Linked DNA regions of Homo sapiens: region 1 is linked to region 2. Evidence: chromatin loops called from intact Hi-C (ENCODE). Cell type or tissue: breast epithelium. All regions are shown on one strand. Each heading gives the region's core, and the rest is flanking DNA. Links, peaks and the distances in the headings are about the cores only.

Region 1 (2,918 bases), core at 125-2,624, 76 kb before region 2:
TTAAAATGCAAAAAAAAATCACTCTAAGAGCTTCTGTGTAGAGAAGAGATGGAAGAGGTGTAAGAGGAGAAAGGGAGTCTGGTTATGAGGCAATTAGAGTCACAAAGTTGGCAAATGATGAGCCACAGTGGAAAAATCTGAGGCTGGCTACAGAGGTGTGACACAGAACTAGGAGGGACAAGGGAGCAACAGAAGCCCAGCAAGATCTTCAACATCATGCACATAAGACCACCGGGCTCTCTCCACTCTCTTCTTTGCCTCATGGAGTTTATATTGCCCAGCTGCAGTGACCTCCTCACCAATCGCAGTGACTGCCTCACCAATCACAGTACACCTTGTGCCTGGGGTACACTATCTATCTGGAATGTTCTTCCTCTCACCCAAATCCTACCCATCCTCCAAGACTAGCTCAAAAGATAATAAGTAACCATAGCTAACAATTTCTGACAACTTACTATTTTCCAGATATTATGTTAGCATTAGCTCATATAATTGGCCTACCTATGAAGGAGGTACTGTCACTCACTCCATTTTACTGATGAGGAATTGGGCTCAGAGCTGTTAAGTGCTCATAATCACACCACACTGGGCTTGAACCCAGGCCTGGATACCTTCAAAACCCTGTGTTTGATCCTGACCTAACATTGCCCCTGAAATAGCAATAGTTAACTTTGTTGATGACTTACTAAGTGACAGGTATTAAGCACTCCCTCAAACTGTTTTATTTGATGCTGGTAACAACCCAATGAGATAAGAAACAATTTAAATATCATCTTCAGGGTATGAAACTAAAGCAGAGAAAGTTAGAAACTAGCTCAAATGCCACCTCCTCAACAAAGTTTTGCCAGATTCCCCACACTCTTGAACACGATTCCTCCCTCCTCTGAAATCTGAGGCACTGCAATGCATCTCCAATAGCATCACCACCCTCTGCTTCATATCCTTGCTGCTTAGCCTGTATCATCTTTTTATTAAAAGGGCAATCTAAGTCTGACTCACCGTCAATTACCCCAAGCGCCTGTCCGTAGTTTCCCAACGGCCATTCCCTGACAATTACTTGCTTCAAGTAAGCACTTGCAGTATATTAATGAGTGAACACTGGAATGCCTGCAATGTGCCATCAAGGGACTCAACTAGTGATGAGTCACAGAGTTCCCCTCAGTATTTGCTTAGACCACAGCACTGGGCCCTCCAACCAGGGCAGAGCCAGTTATCTCACAGCCACTAGACTTCTGGATCACATTCAACATTAACCGAGGCACTATGTACACTGCCTGAAGAGCAGAAAAAAGAAATTCAATTTCTATTTATTATAAGTAGCTCATTAGGTAGTAAAATAACCATAGTGGTGGAGAGTTGTAGGTTTTGGAAGCCGTTACACCCAGTCCTGCTCTTCACTGCTCCATAAGCTTGATCCCATTAGTGACTTTACTTACTTGAACTGCAGACTCCTCATCTATAAAATAAAAAACAATAAGAACCACCTGCTTGGGATTGTTAGGAGGATTAAGTGAGACAATACATGAAAAGCATCTATAACTAAGGTGCCTGGCAGTAAATGGTAGTTATAATTAAATATGAAAGTAGTATATTCTGCATACTGCATTTAAGGGGTATCACTGGCAAACAGGAAATCTGAAAGAGAACAAGAGGATTGTTCCATACGCTGTCAAAGGAACTGGAGGAGTTTGGCCTATGACATCTAGGAGAATGTACAAGACGTATCTTAATAGATCTGTAGAATTCGCATGTGGAAGAGAAAGATGAATTCTGTGTGGCTCCTAAGATGAACTAGAACCAGTGGATAAAGTGGTAAAGCCCAAATTTTGATTCACTATAAGGGAAGCCTTTCAAATGACTAGGCTGTCCAGTTGGACTGGAAAACTAGCAGGAGTTTGCTCATTGGACTTGCTCAGGCAAAGCCTGGAAGATACGTCAGAGATACTAAAGGCAGAAATGCTTTATGTGGGAGGTCAGCCTCAATGGCAAGGAAGTTTCATGCTAATGCCAAGATTCTGTTATTCTGTTGTCCAAAAATGCAAATGCACACGGGAAAGTTGAATAATGAAAGATCCAAAGGTTTCATGCACTCGATTATTAATTCTGGAGTGGCACAAATTAATCTATCAGCTGCAATGATTTATTTCCACCCACATCCAGGTAGACTCCTTTTCCTGAATACTTACAAAGATGATTCAGAGCTGTCATCTTGGCATCTCTCCAGACAATAGACTCATAGTTTCCTAAAGTTGGACAGAACCTGTGAGTTTTTTTAAACCAACTTCTGATCAAATGTCTTTGAATAGAAGAATAATCTCACACTCCTTAGCTGGTTAGCAGCGCACAGAGAAAAACAATCCCTACACAGTGGAGATAAACACATAAAGTGATTACTGTGAACATCCAAACTTTAGGCACCAGGACTGCTATCTAGCGAGGGCTATTCTCTGCTTCCAGGATGGCGCCTTGTTACTGCGTCCTTCAGAGGAGCGGAACCCTGTGGCCTCACATGATGGAAGGCAGAAGCAAGTCAATCAAACCCTGCATAAAGCCTCTTTTATGAGGGCCTTAATTGCACTGGTGAAGAAGGAGACCTCATGGCCTAATGACCTCTTAAAGGCCCCACCTCTTAATCCTCACACTTTGGCCATTACGTTTCAACACCCAAAGTTTGGAGGGGACACATTCAAAGCATAGCACTCCCCATGCTTCTAGAAAAAGGATAGGGCATCACCAAAGCAGTTGAGAAGCAAAAATAGGTGCCTTTACTTGTACCTACAGACACAAAAGCAGGGACTGTTTTTACCTGTATTACATTAGGTATGCAGTTGGCTATGTTTTCGTAGATACCATGTCTCTCGTCTAAAGTCTACTTTGACTGATATTGATATATCAGACAAGCTTTTTCAAGATTCATC
Region 2 (2,918 bases), core at 243-2,742:
TTAAAATAGAAAACCAAACTGTTTATTTTTCTCTCCCAATCTACTCCTCCCCTACTGTTTAATTTCAATTGATGGTATCTTAATTCTCCCAATTGCTTAAGTGAAAAACTTGGAGTTTTCCATGACTCCTCTCTCCTTCCCACACCCTACATCTAATCCATTAGCAAATTCTATTTGTTTCACTTTCATAACATACTCCAAATATCAAATATTTCTCACCCCCTCCACCACTACTGCCTTGATCTCAGCCAGCATTATCTATTGCTTGGGCCACTGTAATAGTTTCCTATTTGGTTTCTCTGCTTCCATCCCTGCCTCCCTACAATCTATTTTCCAGAGAACAACTAAAGTGATCTTTTTAAAAATATAAACCTCATGATATCACTCCTTTACTCAAAACTTTCCAATCTCTTTTAGTAGAATAAAATACAAACTTCCTAACATAATCTACAAGGCCTGGCATGATCTGGCCTCTGGTTATCTCATCACCATCAGCATTTGTATCACCCTCCAACTTGCTCACCCTACTTTAAGCATTGCCGGCCTTGTTGTTACTCAAGCATGCCAATCACATCTCTCTTATTGTTCCTTCTGCCTGGAGCAGTCGCCCTCCAGACACATTTCCCCTCATTTGTTCAGGTCTCTACTCAATGATCACCCTATCAGAGGAGACTTTCCTGAGTGCTTTATCTAAAAAAACATGTCGCTCATCATATGCTGACTCTCACCTTCCCTTACATTACTGAATACATTACTGCTTGACTTTATATTCAACATTTATATTAAATATATAGTATAAATATGTTTATTGTCCCCAGCACAAATACAACAAACATAAATTATTATTTACCAGTACATTCCTAGCATTTTTTTAAAAGTGCCTGACATGCAAGAGGAGCTTAATAATTGTATTTGCTGAATTAATAAACTTCTTGTAGACCTCTGCCCAAACTTGAGTTATACTATGTTACCATTCTTTGCCATTTCCTCTACATTTTCTAAGTTAATGGTTATGGCAAATTTTGTTCAACACTTAAGCCCCACTTAAATGACAATAAAATTCTGATTTGTTCAAGTAAGCATAGAGCCATTGATCTAACTCAGTCCCAAGCAATGAATCATGACTGGTTTAAACCAATCATGGTAATCTCATTCCATTTTGCCATCAATTGTTGTACAATAGACATGTGATCTGATTTCATCAAATGCGGTGTAAGGGGAAGTTTACTAAAGGATTTCCTTTCTGAAATAAAAAGAGAGTCTTGGAAGTAACTACTGTTTTGTACCTGTCTCTTCTTTTCTTCTTGGAATGTAGATGTGATGATATAATGTCCAGGGCTGTGGCTGCTATCTTGCAACAATGAAGTGACATGTATTGAGGCAGGCAAATAGGATCTGGTGACACGGAACTTAAGGCTAATTTGTCCTAACTTCTTAAAAGAGAAAGCACCAAGGTGTGGCGGCAGGAAATCTAAGGCCAATTCACGCTGACTTCACAAAGCTGGATCAAAAAGAAAACCCCTGGGTCTGGCAGCAGAAAACCTAAGGCCAATTAACACAAACTTCCTAAAGCTAAACCAAAAGGGAAAAACCCCATTTTCCCTAGCTGAATAGCAAAGGATCAAGGCTACTCTCCCTGCAACCTTCCCCCTTCCACCATACCTCAGATGGAAAGGGAGAGTGCCTTGGACTGGCCATGGGCCAAGCAGGGACCATCCCTTTACTGCATAGGGTGCCAATTCACCTCACCCTTCAATTAGCCATAGACCAAATCCTTCATACAGATCAGGGGTAGCTGAGAAGAACCTCAAATGGGGTACTTAAAACCCAGAAAACTTTGTAACTGGGTGTATTAGTCTGTTTGCATGCTGCTGATAAAGACATACCCAATACTGGATAATTCATAAAGCAAAAGAGGTTTAATGAACTCACAGTTCCACATGGCTGAGGAGGCCTCACAATCATGGTGAAAGGTGAAAGGCTAAAGGCACATCTTACATGGTGGCAGACAAGAGAGAGGTGAGAGCCAAGTGAGGGGGTTTCCCCTTATAAAACCACCAGATCCCATGAGACTTAATCACTACCACAAGAACAGTATGGGGGAAACTGTCCCCATGAGTCAATTATCTCCCACCAGGTCCCTCCTACAACATGCAGGAATTATGGGAGCTACAATTCAAGATGAGATCTGGGTGGGGACACAGCCAAACCATATCACTGGGCCTTTGAGCTGCTTGCCCAGGCCCACTCCCACCCTGCGGAATGCTTTCTCACTTTAATAAATTCCTGCTTTCACTGCTTCTTTCCTGCGTTTCATTCCTCTGCTACTTTGTGTGTTTTGTTAAATTATTTATTCAAAATGCCAAGGACCTGGACAATTCATCATTGAGACCCTCCACTGGGAACAGCATGAAGACTAAAAATCAACCCAGAGAGGATAGCAGAGTAGAAAGATAGAAAGACCCTGGTCCTTGATTACATCATTGAGCAATTAAATAAATCTGGAACTGCCCATTTCCAGACTTCCTATTAAGTAATAATAAGTGTTCTTATGGTTTAAGCTATTGTTAGTTTAGATTTCCCTTTATTTGAAGCCAAATGATATCCTAACTAATTCAATTATTTTATTTATAAATGTATTTGTGAGGACAAATGTGTTTTTCCTTATGTAGAACATTCTGGGTATAAAAAGGGAGGGAAGAAGAAAAAGAAAAAGGAGAAGAGAAAGGAAGCAACAAACCCAACTAATTTGTGGATGAAATAACCCTGGAGGCAGAGTGAATTACAGGAAGGATAAGGAAACAAAAAAAAAATTAATCAGTATTTTCCTTGCTCATCATCTAGTCTCATCCCCCTCCAATCTTCCTTTATCTGATCTTTTCACTAATGTAGAAGTATCATAAACTAAACCACTGCTC

Evidence for each region. Hi-C counts contacts between places; a loop is a spot of excess contacts. Peaks named below come from ENCODE experiments on the same cell type or tissue, not always from the same donor. Only the 100,000 strongest peaks of a DNase experiment are listed, where the experiment ranks them.
Region 1: a loop joins it to region 2, with 23 times the contacts of the local background. A loop is called at or near these places in 1 of 110 quality-filtered maps.

The regions. Positions count from the first base shown.
Region 1 is chr10:91,651,501-91,654,418 of GRCh38, forward strand. No RefSeq gene overlaps it. Among named protein-coding and RNA genes, the nearest start is that of PPP1R3C, 20 kb to the left of the region's middle. RefSeq lists an enhancer at 1,354-2,553. In breast epithelium, for the core only: no CTCF peak of the experiment used is centred there; a DNase peak (open chromatin) is centred at 1,111; H3K27ac peaks cover 2,421 bases.
Region 2 is chr10:91,727,517-91,730,434 of GRCh38, forward strand. No RefSeq gene overlaps it. Among named protein-coding and RNA genes, the nearest start is that of TNKS2-DT, 69 kb to the right of the region's middle. In breast epithelium, for the core only: no CTCF peak of the experiment used is centred there; no DNase peak of the experiment used is centred there.